Linked DNA regions of Mus musculus: all the other regions are linked to region 1. The links are chromatin loops, found by intact Hi-C in ENCODE. Cell type or tissue: heart. All regions are shown on one strand.

Region 1 (8,000 bases):
GTTAAGGCAGTTGTGAACATCAGATGTAGATGCTGGGTACTCAAATCATGTCCTCCATAACAGCAGTGTGTGTTCTTAACCACTGAGCCATCTCTACAGCCTCCTCTAAAAACAAACACAAAAAACTATGATGATGATAAATCCAATGTTTATCTTAGATAGCATTCTTCATCTCCCTCACTCCTAAAACCTGGTTTATCATAGACCTTAGTTCTATGTGCTTATACTGTTCCTTCTAGCAAACAATGGCCTCATCAACTGTGTTATGTAATTTTCTCTACTTCATAGATTAAGTTTACTCATTTTCCTGCTATTATTCATTTCTTCACACCATTGTAGAATCTGTACTCTGGAAGGAGAGAGACACTGCTGATATAGTATTTATATACTTCCTTCTTTCTCAGTCTTGCAGAATGACCTTATCTTGTTCTACATGAAATCTCATTACTTCTTCTTGGTCCCACATCAGCAATATAGCTCAGACCTTTATCGTGGGTTCCAGACTTCTTTCCAACCATCCAGCTATTAAAGTTAGTACAAAATAAATCCAATCATTTAAGCACCATCCCAGCCTCCCAATAAAAGTGCATTTCTCTTTCAATCCTTAGTGAAGAGTACCTACACCTAACCAGTCACCAAAACCAGAGACTTCCATTTTCAACTCCGCGTGATCCCACATTTTACATACAAATAGCCACATGTAGTAACATATCTATAGCCTTCTGGTTGTTTTCAAGCCATTCTCTTCTCCAACCTTACAATAAATGGTCTTTTCCCTTTCTTTCAAACCACTCTTAACAGCTGTATGCAGGTTCACCCCTTAAATGAATCCTTGTATCACCTCAAACATTCCTCAGTGAGGCGTTTACCTTCAGCATAAAATCCACACTCCTGAGTTGGTGCCTCCTTTAGCAAACTGATCAGACTTCATGTGTCTGGCTTGGTGAACTGCAGGTTGATGAATGTGTCATGCCTCCATGCTGTCTATAGCTTTGCCCTAAAAGTAAAACTCCTGTCCTCAGTCTCCACAAAACCTGATAAATCTGCATCATTTGTTTCAGATGTAGTCTTAACGAGTCCTTTGAGTAAGGACTGATGTGTGAAAGCAGGCTAAAACTAGGTCCTATCAGCTTACTCAGGCTTTGAATGAGAACCAAGTAGCCCTAGTTCCTCCCTGGCAGGCTCCCTACTGGTTACGGTTTTGGCTCCTGGAAGCTAATGCAAGTCTCAGTGGCTGAGCTGTAGTCTGCTGGCCTTTATTCATCGCGCTGCTAAACTAGGACATACTGTTTGGGTCTTTTGAATATTGACTAGAAGGTATTCACCAAAGCCTTCAAATTTACTTTTAAAATATGTTAAATCCACACTGTCCTAAAAGTGCTTATGAAAAGACTCCTAAAATTCTAGTTCAAAATTCCACCAGGCTAACCAGGGAAGGCCTATTTCTTGCTGCTATTGGCAGTCTGAAAAAGCAGCTTGCTCTCTGTGACTTCCACCCTCACCGACGTGAACTTTCACCTGTCATCCTTACAAAAATGTCCTCCCATGTGAGTGACCTCCTATTTGATTCACTAATTCTTAAATGAGTGCCTTAGACTGAATGGGAGCTATCTTGCTACTTATATAAAAAGCACGGCCTTGCCAGCTGGAATTTCTTAAATCTTCTGTACTATGCCTGACACAGCCTGGCAATCAGAAACTTGTAAATGCTTCCTGAGGCTGCCATAAGGAATATATCCTAAAATGAAGCTGTCTTAGAAAAATTCCTACAGAGACAGGCCCTTTGTTCCAGTTTCCATAGTAAAAAGTATATAATATAAAGAAATGTAAGCCCTAAAGAGATACCTGAGTACTAAGCCCCGGGCTGCCTGTACTAGCTCTACGCCTTTGAGGCAGGCCTTAAAAAAAGATTCTTCGCATCCCCACCTTTTAAAAGGTTTATCTTTATTTATGAGTATATACGCACTGGGTATGAGTTTATGTGCACCAAGTGCAAGCATACAGATGTCAGTAGGAGACAGTGTCAGATTTTCTGGAACTAGAGTTACTGGTGGTTGTGAACCACCCGATGATGAAGGTCCTTGGACTCGAACCTGGGTCCTTTCCAAGAGCAGTTAGCCCTCTTAAGCACTGAGCTCTCTCTAGCCTAAGTAGACTTTCTATATGTATTCTAATATAGTTTTCTTTGTGAAATGATTTGGGCTTTTCTTTCTTGATAATAGAAGTCTTGTATATCTTGTTTATCTCTACCTACACTAATATGTGGCAAAATAGTAAATGTTTGCTGAATGAGTCAACGTAAATAAACATTAAGATGGCATTATTAACTAACCCCCTTGATGAACACTCACTATTCCATTAAATGTTCTCTCTCAGATCAGTTAACCTGTCTCTGCAGAGTATGCATGCACCCTTTGGGCATCTGTACCCAGCTCTTTATATTTAAAGCACCTACTTCCTACAACCCAGCACCAGCTACACATTTTGATGCTAAGTTTATGGGTAAGAGCTCTGGAGTCGACAACCTGGTTTTTGAGGCTTTTAAAGGCTCCTAGCAGCAAGTTTTGTGTGCTTGCGACTGTGTACAGTAAGTTTCTATGGAAACTGAGACAGCAATCGTCTATCTCAGGAAAAAGGAACTAGGAATCATGGGAGATCAGTGACCATTTGTAAGAATTTACCCAGCACCCTAGGATGCAAGTGCTGCACAGCCTTTGAGCTGGAAAACAGGAGGTTATGCGGCTCGGGGTAACAACAAAGCCTTCTGAATGCCATCTCTAAGGAGTCTTGACAAGTGCTGGGAGGGCCGAACCTTGAGTTTACCTGGAGCGCTGCTGGAACTCTATTCCTTCCAAGCTCTCCACCTTGCTCTCGGACTCACGGGCATCTTCGTCCAGGGCCTCTTCATCCTCCCCCTCACTGTCGTCCGCGCCAAACGGAAAGCTCTGGTGGCCAAGGGGAGACAACAGGGACAGGGTGGAGTTGCTGCAGCTCAGAGACGGCGGCGACAAGCACTCGGTCAGCGCCACATCCTCCAGCCCTGGATCCCCGGAATCCACTAAGAGGTCGACGACAAAACTCGAGGAGGGCCGGAAGCCCGGCTTGCAGCGGGCGAGGTAACGGGTGCACGGAGCCGGAGAGGCAGCCCGCCACGGCCCAGCGGCCCGCATCAGGCCCGCCAAGTTCAAACGGCCCGAGCAAGGCCGAAGGCGCGTTCTCCCAGCAGGCTCCGCGCGCGCCGTCCGACCAATCAGCGCCAGCTTTAGGCCGTGTTGTCATAGCGACGCTTGTAGCCCGCAAGGGGCTTTGTCTGGGCTGGAAGAGCTTGGCTTCCTCAGTCCAGGTAGGAAGGTTCCTGACTGACAGCTTCAGCTTGGCGTCTCCCCGAGTCGTCCGCCCATTCCTGATGCTGTCCCGAGTACTGTGTTTGCTGTGGTGTTGAAGGCCATTTGGTGCACGACACTTATCAGTGTCACTAAAGCGGATCCTTTAAAAGGAAAAGGCAGAAGCCTGAAGCCATGGTTATTCCCCCTTCCTCATAAAAGCTCAGGATCACTAAAAAAAAAAAAAAATCTAGCACTCGTGATTGAATTTTTTAGTTCATTTATGTTGTTGTTTTTTTTGTTTTTGTTTGTCTAAGGGAGAGAACTTTATCCTCTGTGGGCATAGTTTCTCACTGTATGGGCAGCATCTGTCAACATAATCAGTTCCCCGACCCCCAGTCGCCAAGGCAGGGTTTCTCTGTATAGCCCTGGCTGTCCTGGAACTCACTATGTAGACCAGGCTTACCTCAAACTTAGAAATCCGCCTGCCTCTGCCTCCCAAGTGCTGGGATTAAAGGCATGAGCCACCGCTGCCCTGCAACACAATCGGTTTTATCAGGTTGTGTTAACTTTCTAGTCTTCCAAAGCATTTGTGTCCACTCTCCAGCGTGTCCATACCAGAGCAGCAAATCATGAGCCAACCTTAAAATCCATCGTTCTTTTTAAAATGAAATTTTGAACTGTGATGCAATAGGCATTTTTCTAGGACTTCTTGGCACTCTCCTTTTAGGGGCCGAGGATCTAACTGAAGCCGGCAAGGAAAAGATGGCAGATACTGAAAGTGAGCTGCTTATTCATGCTCACAAAACTGCATACAAAAACGCAGCTTTTGGCTAATGTACATTACATTAGTGTAAGAATCACAAGTGAAATGAGAGTATCTGTAGAATTTTCATAGCGCAGTTAGATATGTTAGAAATACTAGCAACCAAAAGCGAAGCAAAGTGACTATAAATGACATGCTAGCACTATTTTGTTCTTTTTTTTTTCCAGTAAAAACAATGGCATTGGAAGAAAACTGTACGATGAACTAAGAAACGTGATTTAGTAGGCTTATGGTTGTGACTTACTCCAGTTATTCAGTATTGGCATATCTGGTTAAGATATTTTGTCAGAAAACACCCTTGGTGTCAGTAACTCAGAGACATTGGACTACCTTATACCTTCAAAAAGACAGGAACTTGAAAAATGATCCTCCATTCCCCCAAAAAATAACCTAAAGGTTTTGGGGAAGGGAATGGAGCTGGCTTTGAACCAGTAGTTTTCCTCTTAATATTCTTACATAGGCTATTTAACTGCAATGATCTTAATTTAATCCTCCCCAAAATAATCTACCCTGCTATCATAGTCATTCATTAATCCTCAGCTCCACTCAGGACCTGACATATCTTGAACTCTGTCACTATCCCACATTGAGTTCCCCATCATAAACCTCTCAGTGTAGGAATGTTAAATCATATAGTTTCCTAACCCTCTTCATGTTTTATTAAAGTGTTCTTGATACTCTAGGATCAGTGTGTTCACCAAGAGCATTAAGCCTTAAAGGCTACAAGGCAGTTAAATGGCCTGCTGTGGCTGTTTGAATGTGGTCTGTTTTTACAGTACTATTCATTACTTGGACTGAGACAATAGTCAAGATGGATAGGATTATACAAATGTATACATTAACTCTCCCCTTAAGTTACAGGGTGTGGACCTAACAGTATCCTCTTAATACTCATTTTCAATCTAATAATATGAGGGTTTTTTTTTAATTGGCGTGGAAAATCCCTGCAAGAGTGACTTTTGCTTAAAAAATATTTAACTATATTACAAAACTAATTCCTTTGCCAGTAATCCTTATGGCAATTTTATGACATGGGTTCAAAAATGTCTTCCTGCACATACTTAAGTATTAACATATGAAATATGTCTCAGCTTGCGTCAAAATAACGCAAGAGGCAGAAGGACTGAAGGGGCTTAGTGAATGTGGTGAAGATGAAAGGCTCATTGTGTGCCGTGGACACTTGTGAAAGGTGTAAGTGAGGTAATTACACCGTGCTTTTTGCTATAAAAGTTTCCAACATTCCAAGTTTAACATAAACTCACTACTCTCTCCAGAGCTAAGATGAATGGACTAAGCGGTGGGTTGGGAATGATTCCGTCAGTAAACTGCCTACCTCGAAGCATGAGCAGCCGAGTTCCATTTCCAGCACCTACATAAAATTGCAGTGGGGTGGCACAAGCTCAGGCCAGTCATTCTAGCTAATCAGATGGTCTAGCCTAATCAGTGAGTTTCAGACTAATGAGAGAACCTGTCCCAAATGAGGCAGATAGGCTCCCTGAGGAGGACAAGTTGCCACCTGGCATGAGCACACCTCCATACACCCACTCTCATAAAATAATAAACACAGAGAATTAGCTTCTGGTTTGGTTCGTAAGTGTTTTAAGGATTTACTGAAATTTGCTGTGGTTTATCAATTGTCTTTTCATTTGAGAAATGAGGGTTTTCTTAAGCATCTAGGAAAGTCACTGCATGTAGTATCTTGCAGATTGTTAAATTCTTGCCTTCAGTAAAGATCTAGTGATTACTATTCTCTTAAATATCACAATTTGTTTTTTACTATATAGTTTAGATTTGGGATAAAACTTTACTTCTAAATTTCAGTATAGTGTCCTAGACTTTTATAGATAGCATGAAAATTGTGTTTTCCAGTGGTTATTTTCAACATTTCTTTTAATATTTGGTAGTTACAAATTTTAATTTGACTGTGTGATACTAAGTACACTCAGTAATGCATCGAGCTATAAAATAAGAAATACAAGATTGCTTTATAGAAACTCTTGTTTAAATATCAGACGTCTAGCACAGTTTACCACATACTTTACCTAATATTCTATTGTTGTTTTATTTGGGTTTTTGCTTTGTTTTGTTGGGTGTTTTTGAGACACAATCTCTCTGTAAAGCTCTAGCTGCTCTGAAACTTACTATGTAGACCAGGCTGGAGGTGAACTCAAGAGATCTACCTGTCTCTCCCTACCTCACAACTGCTGGGATTAAAGGAATGAACCACCATACCTGGCCTATTCTCTTTCTTTTCTTTTCTTCTTTCTTCCTCCCTTTCTTTTCTTTCTTTCTTTCTTTCTTTCTTTCTTTCTTTCTTTCTTCTTCCTCCCTTCCTTTCTTTCTCTTCCTTTCTTTCTTTTCTTTCTCTCTCTCTTTCTTTTTTTTTTAAAGATTTATTTATTTCATTTATATGAGTTCAATGCCACTGTCTTTATGTCTTCAAACACCAGAAGAGAGCATCAGATCTTATTACAGATGGTTGTGAGCCACCATATGGTTGCTGGGAATTGAACTCAGGACCTCTAGAAGAGCAAGCAGCCAGTGCTCTTAACCGATGAGCCATCTTTCCAGCCCCCAATCTATTTCTTAAAGGAAAAAAAAAAAACAAAAAAAAAAACAGTTTTCAATAACTTGAATTTTAGGAAGAAAGCCTTTAATTGGGATTTTCTTACCAAGTTATGATTTAATATTTATCAGATGTGTAAATATACAAACATTATATTTATGTTGTAAATAGATGACCTTACAAAATTACAAGCACAGTAAATAAATCCCTCCCACATTTTATACAAACTACGTGATTTTGATATACAAAGATTCTGTTTTTATTCCACTGACAATGTACAACCAAGACTATTTACAAGGCAAGGATAAAAAAAAAATCAAAACCAAGAACATGTATCTAAACCACAATTAACCATTGTGCTACTGGCAGCCACTAGAGTTTAGGAGGTAGCTTTAATTAAACAGTGAACAGAAGCCTCATTGCCCAACTCGTGTTCTAAAAATAATTTACACAAGATAAACTTCATCATATGCACAGTATGTACAGTTTAATCAAACTGCAATCTAGCTTAAGTTTTTGTTCAACCAGTATAACTAAGATGGCAGTGGGTTTGCTACTGACTTAGCACAGTGTTAAGTCTTCCACATCAGAAGCCTATAGGTAAGAGTCAAGTAAATTTAGAAAATGTAAAGACATAGGACAAGGTTTGACTCCCCCACTCCTAGTATGTGTCTCGTTGAACCACAGCACACCGCAGCTGAGCTACTGAATGGTTTTGTTGTTTTTTTAAATTACAGCATGCAAACAATGTATGGAAGTTCTCATACAACAGCTCACTAAAAAATCAATTTAAGTGCTTTGAGTCATTATTATCTTACAATTGCAAAAAAAAAAAAAAAAAAAAAAGACTCAAGTGTGCTTCCTGTATAATCAGAATGATAGATAACTTCAACAAATTTGGAAATGTCAGAGCAGCCAGTGACATTAGGACATTGCCAGTCCAGATGAGGACATTACTTAGAGCCATCAAATCCCTTGGATACTATGAAAAGCTCAGTGGTACTTACTACTCAGTCACCTCTACTTAAACCCACGTGGCAATCAGCCTTTTGCTGTGTCCCTGTGCTCTGTGCTGCGATTGTCAAACACTGAGAGGGGAATCACTGGGATTTCATCAGAGCAATGTGCAATGAACAAAAACAAATGTTCTGCTATTAAAAAAAAAAATCTAACAGCTGTTAACATCCTTCTCAAAACCATCTTCAGGTTTTAGATTTATAAATCATTTGAACAAAACCTTTCAATTTATGGACACAGAAAACATGTGAAGGTAATGCCTGTTTGA
Region 2 (8,000 bases), 100 kb after region 1:
TAGACCCATATACATTGTGGCACAGAATTCAAAATAGTTATTCCAAAACACAATCACTCATAGTGCTATGACTACAGAAGCCTCGTGAAAGATACTGGGGATTACATCTGCTTCTGTCCCCCCAAGTCTGATAAGGTAGCAATCAGCAGGAAATAGAGAGTTTGGCTGAACAAGTTTAAACCAGCCTAAGGTAGGAACAGCAGGAGTGTTCTCTCTGGGCCTTCTCAATTCTGGACAAAAGGCTAAATGGGAAGATGCCAAGTTTAGCAACCCCCCTGGGCTTGGTGTCTAGATCGGAAGCTCTTTAGAGTAGTCTTGTGAGAGTATGTATTAGTGTGCTCCTATGAGCTTATTCACCCCAGAAGTTGTAAGTTTCCCCATTGTACCAGGCTCTATGCTCTGAGTCAAATAAAATCCCTGTTCTCTGTTGACCCTATGGTCTCCAAGGTGAACTATGCACACATCTCAGTGGCTGGAGAAAGTCCCATCACTGGACGAATCATTGAGCAATGAGAAAGAACTCTGAACACTATGGTCTCATCTTAAAGCTTCTGTTTTTGCTTCTGTAATCTCACCAATGGTGAAATGCAGAAATTAGGACATAACCAAGGGCCTAGAGACTTGTGGACTCGATCTCCGAGTAAACCGTGGCTCACGAACGCTGCAATGGTTCCTCAGAATGGAATAAATCCCTTGGGGATTCTAAGTTCCACTGTGACAGCAAATAGTGCAGGCCTGAGCCCTTGCCCCTCCTCAGACAAAGCTCTATAGAGAGCCACTGGTTCCCTCATGTTACAGGAAAACATACGGTCCTTGAAACCCCTTAAAGATAGAGTGGTCATATATAAAACATCCTTCTGAAGGGGAGATCAGGGTATCCGGGGAAAATGAGGTCTCAGAATGTGACCTCACTCTGCCTATTGATCACAAAGAGATCGGCTCACATTTGACCACCACCAAAGTCCAGGAAAATGTTATCTACCCATTCCACAAGCTATGGGTAGTAACTCCCCTAAGGCTGGACCTTGAAGATAGGGTGTTTCATGGTCTCCAGTGAGATCTACAGGTTGTGTGATGCTCTCTTTCTTAGAGAAGCTTGTTCCCATAAAAACGTGACATTAGGTACCGCATCAAACAGGCCCTTTGCCTTATGGGGCAAGACTATTCGTTAGTCTTTACAAATCTTTACAAATAAACTAAACAGTGAAATCCTAACTTTTTAACTAATAATATAACTCATCTGAAAAGACCTTGGTTAGCACACTCCTCAAACTCTAATACTCTTAAAAATAATAATAATAACCATAATTCTATGTGGTTCTGGTAAAGTCAGTTCTCTTTCTGCCTGAATTCTCTATTTCCAAAGAGTTTCAAGAAACAGGAAAACCCTAGCTCCTCACCTGCCAGCCCTGCTCAGATTTAATAGACCTCTATGAGCAAATCGCTTCACATGGTTTGGTGAAAAGTCAAATATCATTTCGAAAGAAAGGGTCTTTCCAGGCATCAACAACACCTAAGACTGGGCCAAAATCTGAGACTAGGGTGCAAAGCCAAGGGTCTCAGTTCTCCACATCCCCAACCTGAGAGGGCCAGCCGAATGCCTCGGCACCACCCACCTGGAAATACAGTGATGCCCCAGCTTGCCTAAAAGGGAGTTTTCCCTTCACACGATCTGTTATTCCTTTAAAGCTACGCCTAAGAGGTCTCTTTTGATAGCTTGAAGGTAAAAAGGAAGTTTCCTTTGCCAGAGGGCCTCTCGGGGCCCCTTCCTCTCTAGCAGGTCTTTGACTGCTCCTGATTTAATCATGCAATAGGCCACACAACACGAGAAGGCTGAAAGGGCCATACAAGCTGCCCTCCGCTCAATTACCCCATTCTTTTTCTACGGGTGGCATTTGCCAACATCACCTCCAACACCTATTTCAGATTCCCCCTCTTCCCTGAGATGCTAAAGGCTCTCTGGGTCTCTGGGGAAGGAGGTGGGGAGGGTCAGAACCATCTATGCTACTCTTCCTGACCACAGGCAGCTCACACGAAAGGCTCTGCTGAAGGTACAGGCGGAAAACGGTTGCCCACCTTACAGACTGCACTGATCACATGCTCTAGAACTTTCTCTCCCAACATTCTCTACCTCAGGTCAGCATTCCTTCTTTTAAATGCCTTATTCACTAAGGATCCCCGCCCAGGGTAGGCCGAATCCTTCTCCTCCTCCCTGGGCTCTGCTCGTGGTAATGAGTCCCGAGTGGATCTGAGCTAAGGTGTCACACTGCACAGGCAGGACGGGGCCAAACTGGAAAGCGATTCCCCTTCTTAGGTACAGGTGTTTCTTCACTCCGCCTGCGGGAACCCTGGGGGTATTCAGGTGCTTCCCCATGGAACGTGCCTGGTCGGCAAACGCAGGCCAAGTTCTAGGCGCCCTCATCCGTGGCCAAAGTTTTGCCAGCCGAACAGGGGGCCGCATGGGGGAAGAGGTCACGTGAAAGGCTGCCAAGGGCAAGCGTTTCCAGCATCCTCCCTCCTGGCCCTAAATGCACTTGCGATTTGAGGTGGGGGGTGGGGGGTAGGAGGTAGTAATTGCACCCCCCCCCCCAAAAAAAAGCTGCAAAAAGAAAAAGCTCCTAGAGGTTCAGATTCAAAGTGGCTAAGTCTGGAGAGGCCAGCATACGGGAAAGGGGGCCAATCCCCCTGACCCTCCAACACACACACACACACACACACACACACAGGTGATTCGTGCACCCCCAGGGCGCTGGGGTTGGGGGCTGGGGTCGAGCCCTGGCTCCGCCCCGCAGCGCCCGCGGGTCCCTCAACCCGCAGCCCGGTCGCCCGCACTCACAGTGCTTGGGTGAAGGCGCTGAGCCCCTCCGGTACCGCCGTCAACCCCTTCCCGGAGCAGTCCACCCGACGGTCGCCGTCGCAGCTGCAGGGCGCAGCGCAGAGAGGTGGCGCCGCGCCGCTGGGCCCGGCCGAGCCGAGCAGCCCCAGGGCGAAGAAGCAGAGCAGCCGCAGCGGGCCCGGCATTGCTGCGGCCGCCGCCCGCGCCCGCCTCTCCCGCGGCTCCTCTCGCTCGACTCGCCTCCGCTGCCCTCCGCCGCACCGCGCCGCACCAGGGGCAGCCGGCCTGCGGGGCTCGGGGCCCGGGCGCCGTCCCTCGGCGGTCCGCGTGCGCTCGCTTCCTTCAGCAGTCTGCCGCCGGAGCGTTAGGACGCGGCGCTCCGCAGTTTCTCCCTTCCCGCTGCTCCATGGACGCGCACCGGCAGCCCCGCGGCTCAGGCCAGCCGACCCGGCCCAGAGCGGCTGCCCGGGCCGCGCGCTGCCATCGCCGCCGCCTCCTGTCCCGGGCCTCCTCCAGCCGCACAGCTCCTCAAGGTTGCGGAGCGCAGCCTCCAGCCATGCCGGCCAGGCGTCCCAACCCCCGCCCCAGCTCTCACAAACACCCTGGTTGTCCGCGCTCTCCCCGAGGCGGCTCCCGCTCCGCGCGTCCTTTTCCCTTCTAGGGTTGCACGCTCGCCTCGGGAGCCCCTGGCCGCCGGGTTATGCAAATCATTTAGGTACATGCAAAACTAACCCCGCTCCGGGAGCGCTATTGGTCAGGGGAGGTCTCGAGCTCATTACTATGCAGGCAGTGGAGCCATTATTGGTCAAGAGGAATGGGGCGTGTTTCTCTGGAATGAGTGACAAGGTTGTGCTGCTGCTGCTGGGGCTGGTAGTGGAGGTTCAAGTAAAAGCCCTGACTTGGCTGGATCTGCATGTCAGGTTGTGTATTGAAGGTAGACAGATCGGAAGACCAGGAGTCTGCTGTTTCCCTCCCCCACCCAGTTTTTTTCTCCCCTCCGCAGAAATTGGATCTCCTAAATTGGATGACCTGAAAAGTAAAACTCGCCTCCAGCTTTCAGACGTGTCAAATGACTCTTCGCTGTTCTTAAGGGCAAGGGCACTGAGAGCTTTGCAAACAGAGGAAAGAAATGGGGGTGGGGGTGGGGGTCGAAAAGGAGGGAGAAACATTTCTTTCTATCTGATCCAAATTTTTGAGTTCAACCGTGCACTAAATTAAAACAGCGTGACCCCTCCTGTATCTCACATCACCTCTGAGATCTTAGTACCCTTTTTCATTCACACTTGGGAGCTAAATTAGCGGTTAATCATCCATGACACCAATCAGACTTCTTTCTCCCTAAACACAAGGATGTTGAGGAGTCCAGCCAAGGAGGTGCCGGTTAACCAGCACTGGAAGAGAACATTTGAGTGCCAGCTGACTGCCCCTGAGACACCAGAAACAACTTGTGTGTTAACTATCAGCATCCCTTCCTTTTTCCCACATAATGTTTATAGAAAAAAAAAAATCAGCATTCTCAGTGCCTCTTTTCTTGCTTTCTCCTAGGCCTTTGGTTGTTTTTACTCTAGATTGTACACATTTTTAATGAACCCATTACATTAGAGCAAGAAGAGCATTAAAATATCTATACTGTATAAAGTTAACTAGCCACCTCATGCAAATAAAAAAAAAAGAAAATGTAAATAAATTAACGAAAAGCTAGCCGATTTCCTAAATAAAAAAAAAAAAATCTACCATCTCTACATTAAAGAATATGCTAAATAATAATAAAGTCAGGTTGAATCCATATACTCTAAAGTTATGCTAATGGATAAATAAATACAGACAAGTTTTAAGAAAGATGAATTTCCTCACTATAAGGTTGAAAGAGAACTTTAAAAAGAAAGACCAGTGGCGCTCAGACTTTATAGACAAGGCCTCAGAATCTCTTGGATACCATGTTCTTCTGCCCTCTGCCCAAGATCATCTCACTCCTGGTCTAGTTAGTATTTCAGAAGCCTCCGCAACTTGTTTTTTGTTTTTGTTTTTCCATTTCTATTACTTTTCAGCCAATTTCATGAGTAAATAAAGTGAGGAAAAAGTCTAATTCTAATTGATACTTAAAGTCTTTTTTTTTTTTTTTTTTTTTTTTTTTTTGGTTTTTTGAGACAGGGTTTCTCTGTATAGCCCTGGCTGTCCTGGCACTCACTTTCTAGACCATGCTGGCCTCGAACTCAGAAATTTGCCTGCCTCTGCCTCTCAAGTGCTAGGATTAAAGGCGTGTGCCACCATGCCCAGCTAAAATCTTCTTTCTTAAAAAACACAACTCCTTCTAAGGTATACTTTTTGTTATATTAAGGTAACTATACACTTCATGGATGCTTTTATTTCTGACAAATATTTATGTTGACAGAGTTTTGCTATGTAATCTAGACTGAACTCAACTCACCATCCTCCTGCCTCAGCTTCATGAATGCTGGAATAATAGTATGAATCACCATGTCCAGACTCATTTCCATGTTTCTCTCTCTCTCTCTCTCTCTCTCTCTCTCTCTCTCTCTCTCTCTCTCTCTTCAGTAAAGAAGCTCTCCTCAGTAAAGAAGTATTTCGAAGTGGCTGGAGAGATAGCTCAGTAGCTCAGAGCACTGGCTGCTCTTGCAGAAGATATCGATTCTGTTTCTAGCACGTTCATGGTGTCTCACAACTATCTGTGACTCCAAGACCAGGGCATCTGACATTCTCCCGGTCTCCATGAGCATCAAGCATGCATGTGTATATATGGTAAACACATAAACATGCAGGCAAAACACGTATGTACATCAAGTGTTTCCAAATTTTGGTAGTTATAAGAATCACATGTACAGTATAATTAAAAAAGCACAGATCTCTGTGAGTTTGAAGACAGCCAGGGCTTGTTACACAGAGAAATTTGGTCTTGAAAAAAACAAAACAGCAACAACAACAAAACAGAAAAGAAAAAGGTTCATATCCCTAACCCTAATCGTAGAGTTACTCATCAGTGAACGTCCCTGAGAATGAATCTATCTATTATATTAGTTTTTATCTCTGTGACAAGTTGTCCTGTTAGAACATAAAACCACAATGAAATGAAGAAACAACATCCAGCGCACTGTCCCAAATGACAACCACTCTCACCTAAGCTCAGGGAAGATATCAAGGATAACTCAAGTTCAACCTTCACCCTTGGCAAAGAGCAAGGAAAAAAAAAATCCAACATATTAGTCTGCTGAAGGAAGCTGCTTCTCTTAGCCCCACAGATGGGTACATTTGCGGCACCGCAGGGAGGTAAGGGCTGCAGCCTGAGAAGTGGCTGTGTTGGTACAAACTGTAACTCTAGAGCTATAGAAGCTGGAGATGGAGAACCACAAAGTCAATTCCAGCATGGGCTACACAGGGAGACTGTTTTAAAAGGAAAGGGAAGGTAAAAGTGTGACCCAGTTGTTGTGCCCTTTGTGAGGCACTGGAAGTGAAGGAAGCTCCCATCTGGGCATGCTCACTTTGGTGCCTTTGTGCAAAGGGCACTGGGCTGATGGGTAGAGAAGCTGGACTTTGGCCACAATGCCCCACCACCCTGACACTCTTATAAAAAGGACCTGAACAGTGTATATATATATATATAGATGTCCTACATACTAGGTAAAATCCAAGGTTAAAACCACATTAAAACTGGAACAGTAGGGGCTCAACAATTATACAGAGTTTCACTTTTTCTGAAATATCTCTGATTTCACAAGCGTGAATTTACAGCCAGCCACTTGTGAAATAAAATGCTACAAATATGGTTGAATTTCTCTTTGTCTTTCTCCCCCATTCTTTATTTCTTCCATTCCCTGCAAAGTAAGCATTTTGTAAAGGTCATAGTTAATTCCCATGCCTAGCTACACGGCTTCATTGTGTCCCTAAACAATGTACTAAGTATTGCTTAGAAAAGTATCATTCAAGACTTTTCTGCAACTTGCTTTGTTTTGCACTCAACTTATGAGTTTTCCCTCATGTTTGGGACGTTAATGGCTATTCTTAATTAATCTTCATTGTTACATTATGTTCTATTGAAATAATTTTCCCCAAGGGATTGAGAATTTAACTCAGTGTTAAAGTACAAGTTTGCAGTAAACATCAGTAGAGTTCCTGCTAAGGTCCAATAATAAGAAAGTATTTTAGGTGTTTTTTTTTTTTTTAAGGTATCTCTATCACAATTCTTCAACTTCATTATCGCACCTCAAAAGTAATCATATGAAACGCATAAACAAACAGTTCTTGCTGTGTTTATTCCAATAAGATTTTCTTCGTGTTTATGTGTATGGGTCTGATTGCTTGTTTGTTGTTCATGTTTTGTTTTGGTTTTTTGGAGGTCCTGGAACTCACTTTGTAGACAGGCTGTCCTCGAACTCAGAAATCCGCCTGTCTCTGCCTCCTGAGTGTTGGGATTAAAGGCGTGTGCCACCAACGCCCCGGCTGCTTTGTTTGTTTTTGAGTCAGAGTCTATGTAGTACTGGCTGTCTCAGAGCTCACAACCATGTTGGCTTCAAATTCACAGAGCTCCTCCCGTCCCTGCCTTCCTTCCCTGTGCCACCATACCCAACTGCTTTCCCTTTTTGATATACAAAGTAGTGGGTTTTACCATGATGTTTTCACGCCTATAACTCATTGCACTTGTTCCTGTTCAGCATTACCCCACTGCCCGACACCCTGTCCCTAGCTTCCCCGCGCCCTCCTGCTGCTCCCCTTTCTCCCTCAGAAGCTCCCTTCAGATTTCCTGTCCCGCGCATTTATCTCGTCCTTTCCTGCCTTTTACTGTCCACTCTCACTTAAGAGCTCTTCCTTCCTTTTCACTGTATGCTTTCTACTTCCAGTGGCCCCACCCCACTTTAAATCTGTAGTTTACATTTGAGAGGACCCTGGGGAATTGGTCTTTCTGAGTCTGGCTTCTTTTGCTTAACAATGATTTCCAGTTCCTGTAAATGCTGCGGTTTCCGCTAGGACTGAATAAAATACCATTTTCTCTATCCCCTCAGCTGTTGAATGGTTTCTGGTTTTGTTTGTTTGTTTGTTTGTTTGTTTTCATTTGTTGGTTTTTGTTTTTGTTTCTGCTATTGTGAAGCCCTAGGCATGAAGTGCAAATATTCCTGTGGTATGCTGACTTCCTCCTTCAGGAACGTCTTCC
Region 3 (8,000 bases), 190 kb before region 1:
CTCCCACACATGCTGTAAACTTCTTGAAAACAATAAACTTGGCAGGCACGGTTGACACTCAATGAATACCCACCCTTTATGAAATGTTAAGTGAGCATCTCCCGTGCACAGCACCTGAATAACCTCATGTTACTTTGAATGGCAAAACTGTAAGAACGTTTTCTCACAGATGAGTAAACTGGGACACAAGACAGGAGGAGCTAGTTAGTCATAGAACCAAGCCTGACATTCCTTGGGGTCTCCAGGTAACAGTAATGTTATCTGATATACATTCAGGATTTACTAACCAGAGGCCCTGGACAGTCTCGTTAGGATACCCATTTTGTAAAGAGGTGGTGCAGCTGAGATGCAAAGCCAGGACACTGCAGAGTTTACACCATCCATCTCATTGTGACAGACACTAGTATACGGTGTCCAAATATTTAGTGACACTATTTGTTATTAGTGGATCAGTTCTTGAGTTGTATTTGCAAGCTGATCCAAAACAAACAGCTCAGTTTGTTGGATATTAACGTGAACAAAAACAGAATTGCAGTCAATACCGTTGAATCACTACAATGCAAGTTATGTGAATCCAAAGCAACCCCCTTACTTCCATAGACCTGCCTCTTTACTAGTTTAAAAAAACAAAAGAGGTGAAATACTTTAAAATACTTAAGATACTTTGATTGTGTCTCTCACTTCATCTCAAAGCAATTAACAAGTATATCAAGTGGGAGAAATCACCTTTGCCAAATATTGAATGTGGGATGTAACTTAAACTCCAGTGTTTGCTCTACAAAATTCAAATAATGTTTGGCAAAGTGAAGGGCTCTTGATCCTCCACCTAAAAGCAGAGGTTCTCAGATCGCGACTATCAACTTTTTTTTTCTTTCCCTCTATTGACAATATTTGCATTAGCGGGGAGAGGGAAGCCCAGACTTGTGTTGAGAGTTTGACTGTTGGAGAAAAGTACACACCTGGAGGGGAATGGTGTTTAACAAGACACAAGGCATCAGTCTCTGCCTGACTCCTTCCAAGCTGGGCCTCCCCCATCATCGCTTTGTTCCAACACTAGAACAGAGGCTCATGTGGAAACTTGCTTAAGTCAAATACTATCACAAAGCTCCAGCCCAGCTCTGCTGGAAGGAAAACAAGATTCTTGCCAGATAAATGTTGGAGCCAGAGGTACTGGAAGAGCTGGAAATTCACACCAGGGCTCCATGGAGTGACCATCCTCCAGCACTGGCCCAAAATTGTCCTCTATTCCTGAGGTAGAAGGGGTGCTGAAACTATTCTTACCTGCCCAAACCTTCTGAGACTCACTTTTCTAATAAGCAGTGGTCCATTCATTCTTCACTTGGCATCACAGGAAGGGAAGAGTTTCGAGGTAATTCTAAGCTGCAGCTCCAAAACTCTAAAACTATTCCAACCATCAAATGTTGCCAGTGTTCACCCTTGCATTTAGAACCAGAAACATTTGCATAAAAGGTTTAACAATCTAAAGGTTAAGATCCCTCCACCATAAAATTAGAGTAATTATGCCCCCACTTAAGGATTCAGCAAGATAACACCTGGCACACACCACATGCTTAATAAAAAGGAATGCTTATTATTCTGTTCACAAGGGTCACCTAAGGCCATCTCTGTTAGATCTTCTAAAACCAATCAAATGCTTAGAGAAAATTCATTGTTTTCTAGAAGGTTTTTTATTGGTTTAGAACAATTCTCCACATGATTTTGAGAGGTGAAGGCTGTAACATAGCATGCTTCCCTCGCACTTAGGAAACCTTGCATTTGATCCCCATAGAACATAATCTGGACACCAATGCCCATTCCTGTAATGCCAGCACTTGTGATACGGAGGCAAGAAAATCAGAGGTTCAAAATCATCTTCAGCTGTACAGTGATTTTGAGTGAAATCAGCCTACTATCTATGCCTAATGTGAGAAACTCAGCAGTATCTTATAAGATATGTGTATACAAATACATACATAACATCTAATTTAACAAATTGTGACTAGTAATCACATTAAAATTGCACAAATACTACCATTGAAGTTCATATAGCTAGACTTGAAATTAAACATCTTGTTTGCTGGTTTCAATACAGGTTTGTTTTTTTTTTTTCCATACAAAGAGTTTTCAAAGGGCTGGAAAGTTGGCTCAGTAGTTAAGAGCACTTGCTGCTCTTCCAGAGGACCCAGGTTCAGTCCTCAGCACCCAGGTGGCAGCTCAGAACCATCTGCCACTCCAGTTCCAGGGGTTTCAAAACTCCCTTCTGCCTATACAGGCAATGAGTACATTCGATGTGCGTGAACTCACTGGAGCACACACACATACATATACACAAAAATAAATAGTTTTCCAACAGTTCAAATCATCAAAACCCTTCTTTTTTATTAGATGTTTTCTTTATTTACATTGCAAAATTTTTCACCTTTCCTTATTTCCCCTCTGAAACCCCCCTCCCCCCTCCCCTACTCACTAACCCACCCACTCCCGCTTCCCTATCCTGACATTCCCCTACACTGGGGCATTGAGCCTTCACAAGACCAAGGGCTTCTCCTCTCATTGATGTCCCACAAGGTCATCCTCTGCTACATATGTCACTGGAGATATGGGTCCCTCCATGTGTACCCTTTGGTTGGTAGTTTAAGTCCCTGAGAGCTCTGGGGGTACTGGTTGGTTCATATTGTTTTTTCCTCCTATGGGGCTACAAATCCTTTAAGCTCCTTGGGTTCTTTCTCTAGCTCCTCCATTGGAGACCCTGTGCTTTGTCCAATGGGTGGCTCTAAGCATCCACTTCTCTATTTGTCAGGCACTGGCAGAGCCTCTCAGGAGACAGCTATATCAAGCTCCTGTCAGTAAGCACTTGTTGGCATTCACAATAGTGTCTGGGTTTGGTAACTGTATATGGGATGGATCCCCAGGTGGGACAGTCACTGTATGTATGACCTTTCCTTCAGTTTCTGCCCCAAACTTTGTCTCTGTATTTCCTCCAATGGGTATTTTGATCCCCCTTGTAAGAAGGATGGAAGTATCCACACTGTAGTCTTCTTTCTTCTTGAGCTTCATGTGGTCTGTGGATTGTATCTTGGGATTCCGAACTTCTGGGAAACCCCTTCTTTAAAAGGCATAATCTATTTAGTTTGTTGGTTGTGGCAGTCCAGGATTGGTTACAATCATGTGCTACCATGCCTGTCAAATAAACAATAGCACATAAAATGGCAAAGCACTCTTGCTACTAATAAGAGTTGGGAGCAGGAAAACCTGAAGATCCTCTTCCCACTCTACTTCCAACAGCTGCAGATACATCTCCTCCCAAACTCCCACACCGGTTACTACCAGATCTGCTGCATACAAGTGCCATTGTCTGAGATTTACCAAGGATGAGATCTCAAGAGAGCACTAAGAAAGCAGAAGGGGGAGTTGAATCCTCTGGAACTGGAGTTCCTTCTCCCATCTTTCCTGATCTTTATTTCCCACTAACTTTTTGGCCCTGTTACCAGTTACCATTTTCTGCCTCATATACCCTGCTAACCTTATTAGCTACAGACTTTGTTATAAGCTGTGTCTCTTGGATCTGCTTCTGGATTCCTGTGCGCTGTTGTCTATAGAGGCAGGAAGCTTCCAACCCCTCTTGATGCTATGAAAACCTCTACCATCCCTTCCACAACACCCTTTGTGATTACTCAAATTTCTGGACCACTGTTCATGTCACATTTTCTTTGGTATCAGATCACTTCGTTAAAGGTACCTGTGTTTCTGTACCTTTAACGTCTCCACACAGCTAGGAATGTAATCCAGGAGGAATATCCATATCATATTTCCATATGCATGCCTGAGCAAGCTATTCTTTGCCTATGTACAGAACTGAGCTTGTCAGAGAGATTAAGAGTCGAGCACTGTTGTATAATTTTAAAATCAAGTTAGTCTTTGATCTTGTCAGCATTCATCCTAGACCTCTGCTGAGGTTTACTAGGTACTCAGAGATCTAATTAATTTCCCAATTTGCTTCTATTCAATTCTATTCCCATTAAGGATTCAGTAAGGAGAATTGAGTAGTAGAATAGAGCCAACTCCTCCCTAGTTCCTGAACATAAGCCCATGAAAGCCACCTCTCCATTGTTCTTCTTTGTGCCTGGCCCTCTCTTGGCTCCAGCTGATCACAGCTTGCTCACCCTACCATGGTCCCCTAATAAACTAGAACATATGAAATAAGCCTGTGATCTCTAGGCCTTGAGCCCAGAATTTTCCCCCTGTTCTCTTCCAGATAAATTCCACTGTCCTTCGAGGCCTGCAATAAATCTCTTCCCCACCTGAAGCTTCCATTATCCCTGTTGGAAAGCATTCTCTGGCCGCTGGCTCTCGGGGATCTTACTTTTTCCCTCAGTTATGGCGCTTACTTCATTCTGCCTCATGTTCCAAGAAGTTGTTTACCAGAACAGTCTTTCCCATGAGGCCAGAAGCAAATCAAAAGCAGGGAGCCTACTACATTCATTTCTGCTTCTGCTCCTCCTAGCCCCCCTCTATCCAGTGCTTTGCGTACTACAGTCCACAGACTGTTGAACTGTTCAATGAACCCACTGTTAGAGCCTCCAGGAGCGCTGGACATCTTGAGCGCCTTCTGAGGCATGAATGGTAACTACTTTGCCAAGAGCAGGAAGGAACTCATCCAAGCAACACCATATTTGGCCTGCCTGTGAGACCATTTGTTTTCCTGTTTTCCACTCATTCTTAATTACAATCGAGCTGCCTCATGCATTTCCTCTTTCTGCTACTGGAACACACTATCAGTTAGCTCTCTGTGTCAATTCAGTATTGATGTAGGAAGCTCCAGTCAGTAAGTTTCCTCCTTGTTTCCAGACATACTGAAGGAGTCCAACACCCAAGGCCAGCAGTCAGATTTCATTAGAGTTCCTGCCTCTCCCAGATGGCCTGGGCTGGGTTGAGAGGAAAAAGCTGGATAGAGACTGAAGACTGCACTCAAGCTTTGACCCTGCCACCTGCTTTTTATAACTCAGTTTCTTTATCTGTGAAATACGACAAGTAAGCCCTTGGTTAAAGGATAGACGGGAGTGGTTTTTGTAGACTCTGGATATAAAGCAAGCAATGTGCTGGGTCATGTACTGAAGTAGTTTTTCTACTGACTCTGTACCAGGAATAAGAGTGGCACGGCCCAGTTTGGATGATAAATCCTATCAAATAATAACTGGGGAAAGGTGCTGGAGCCACTGTCGCTGAGCCACGCTGCTTCTGCTCGCCCGTCACCCCCCCCCCCCCCCATCGTGCACTAGCGGTCTCAAAAGATTCAAAGTCCAAGATGGTGGCAACCCTCAAGGACCAGCTGATTGTGAATCTTCTTAAGGAAGAACAGGTCCTCCAGAACAAGATTACAGTTGTTGAGGGTTGGTACTGTTGGCATGGCTTGTGCCATCAGTATCTTAACGAAGGACTTGGCAGATGAGCTTGCCCTTGTTGACGTCATGGAAACCAAAGGGAGAGATGATGGATCTCCAGCATGGCAGCCTCTTCCTTAAAATACCAAAAATTATCTCCAGCAAAGACTATTGTGTAGTTGAAAACTCCAAGCTGGTCATCACAGCGGGGGCCATCAGCAAGAGGGAGAGAGCTGACTTAATCTGGTACAGAGAAACGTGAACATCTTCAAGTTCATCATTCCGAACAATGTGAAGTACAGTCCACACTGCAAGCTACTGGTTGTCTCAAATCCAGTGGATATCTTGACCTTTGTGGCTCGGAAAATCGGTGGCTTTCCCAAAAGCTGACTTATTGGAAGTGGTTGCAGTCTGGATTCAGCTCGGTTCTGTTACTTGATGGGAGAAAGGCTGAGGGTTCACCTGCTGAGCTGTCACGGCTGGGTCCTGGGAGAACATGGCGACTCTAGTGTGCCTGTGTGGAGTGGTGTGAACATTGCCGGCATCTCTCTAAAGTCTCTGAACCCAGAATTGGGCATTGATGCAGATAAGGAACAGTGGAAGGATGTTCATAAGCAGGTCGTTGACAGTGTGTATGAGGTGATTAAGCTGAAAGGTTACACATCCTGGACCATTGGCCTCTCTGTGGCAGACTTGGCCGAGAGCATAATGAAGAACCTTAGGCGGGTACATCCCATTTCCACCATGATTAAGGGTCTCTATGGAATCAATGATGATGTCTTCCTCAGTGTCCCATTGTATCCTGGGACAAAATAGAATCTCGGACGTTGTGAAGGTGACACTGACTCCCGAGGAAGAAGCCCGCCTGAAGAAGAGTGAAGACGCCCTCTGGGGAATCCAGAAGGAGCTGCAGTTCTAAAGTCTTCCCAGTGCCCAGGCTGCAGCAGGGTTTCTAGGGAGACCACACCCTTCTCGTCTGAGCTGTGGTTAGTACGATGGTGTTGAGGCGGTGTGGGGAAACATCTCAGTTCCCACAGCTCTGCCCTGCTGTCAAGTGGTGCTTGTCTAGTGTCTGGTTAGTGTGACAGTCCCACTATCTCCAAGACACACTGCCAACTGTGCAGGCTTCAATTACCCTGTGAGCCTGCTGCATTGCTGCCCTGCACACCCTCACCAAACGTGCCTAGGCCAATGAGTTCCCAGTTAGTCATAACCTGGCTCCAGTGTGTACATCCATTATGCATATCTTGTGCATAAATGTTCTACAGGATATTTTATGTATTATATGTGTCTGTAGTGTGCATTGCAATATTATGTGAAATGTAAGATCTGCATATGAATGATAGAACCAACCACTCAAGTGTCATGCCAATGATAACACCAAACTAACCTTGAACAGTGAAAAAAAAATAACTGGGTAAAAAGGGATCCGTCATTATCTCATCATCGGCTCATCATAGACAAACTGGCTCAGTGATTGGCAGTTACAGTCTCAGTATAGCTACAATTTTCTTCCCATTCATCTCCAAGACTCTTATGATGAAGTTGGCTTTAAGAATAGAGATTCCAGGAAAATTGGTCCTGCTTCTCATACCACTAAAGAGACTGTCATGTTGCTATTGGCTCCCTAACCAAGAGCACTCTGCATAATTCACTTAAGAAGACACCAATGTACCCAGCATTTCTTCACTTGCCTATACAAGCAGGGCAGCCAGGTTTATAGTATCCTATCATTCTTTATTAAGGAATAAATTCTGGGTATGTTGCTCAGCCTGAACAAGCCTCTAAGACACAGAATGGCTACAAGTTATGCTTTCAAGATCACAACATTAAGGCACTGTCTTGACTAGAGGCAATACAAGCTACAACCTAGAAATGTAGGGAAGGTTGACTGGTGGACTATAAGACATTCACCATTCACAAGGATAACCATAGCCTTTGATAACCATTGTCTTTGCTAACTCCGTAGAACTTAATCAAGTTTAAAGCTCCTCTGGTTGCCAGTATCCAAGGATTTGAACACATCGGTCCCAAATTTCCAGCAAGTCACGTCTCACATAGAGTGTCTCTGAGAAGGCGAACTAAAATCATAACCACATCCTCTAAAATCCTATGTATTTCTTGATTTGTAAAATGCCAAATAAACATGATCAAAGGGTGCAGAAGCAGAGACCTGATCCCATGGAAATGCCAAAAAGAGCAGAGGTTGTCCTGTGTTCTAACAAGTCCTACCTCATAGCCGATTCTGATCTTGGAAAGACTCAAAATGGAAAGTAGGAAATGGGTTTGGCCCTTAGAGTTTTGCACTCTAGAAAAAGAAAAAAAAATCATCAACAAGCTGTGTAACTGGCCGTTGCTTCCCCTCTAACCCTGACTTTCCTCATCTACAGAGTGATAGGGAAGAAGGGCCTGGCTCTCTCAGTACTCCGGCCTGTTGGCCATGAAGGCACAAAGTTTTCAAGGTTTTGCTATTTCCATTCATAGGAGGACACACACACACACACACACACACACACACACACACACACACCTGAGTCTGGTGGTATAGGCTTGTACTCCCAGATGTTCAGGAGGCAGAAGCAGAAGATTCATAAATTCAAGGCCTCCACAGGTTACAGA

What was found. Hi-C counts contacts between places; a loop is a spot of excess contacts. Peaks named below come from ENCODE experiments on the same cell type or tissue, not always from the same donor. Only the 100,000 strongest peaks of a DNase experiment are listed, where the experiment ranks them.
Region 2: a loop joins it to region 1, with 6 times the contacts of the local background. A loop is called at or near these places in 26 of 42 quality-filtered maps.
Region 3: it touches region 1 in a loop (2.6-fold over the local background); 13 of 42 quality-filtered maps call a loop at or near these places.

Annotation. Positions count from the first base shown.
Region 1 is chr2:110,013,038-110,021,037 of GRCm38, reverse strand. Lgr4 (leucine-rich repeat-containing G protein-coupled receptor 4) reads right to left here. Exons shown (of 18, transcript NM_172671.2): 18 at 6,781-8,000. Ccdc34 (coiled-coil domain containing 34) reads right to left here and starts at 3,221. Exons shown (of 6, transcript NM_026613.4): 1 at 2,824-3,221. The coding sequence starts at 3,170. In heart, a CTCF peak has its summit at 3,279; a DNase peak (open chromatin) is centred at 3,247; H3K4me3 peaks cover 2,241 bases; H3K27ac peaks cover 1,278 bases.
Region 2 is chr2:109,913,142-109,921,141 of GRCm38, reverse strand. It overlaps Lgr4 (leucine-rich repeat-containing G protein-coupled receptor 4), which reads right to left and starts at 3,495. Exons shown (of 18, transcript NM_172671.2): 1 at 2,837-3,495. The coding sequence starts at 3,021. It overlaps Platr8 (pluripotency associated transcript 8), which reads left to right and starts at 7,823. Exons shown (of 5, transcript NR_033473.1): 1 at 7,823-8,000. In heart, a CTCF peak has its summit at 3,530; DNase peaks (open chromatin) are centred at 2,226 and 3,551; H3K4me3 peaks cover 3,987 bases; H3K27ac peaks cover 3,765 bases.
Region 3 is chr2:110,207,472-110,215,471 of GRCm38, reverse strand. It overlaps the pseudogene Gm13937. Among named protein-coding and RNA genes, the nearest start is that of Gm22997, 6.5 kb to the left of the region's middle. In heart, a CTCF peak has its summit at 4,584; DNase peaks (open chromatin) are centred at 4,561 and 4,701.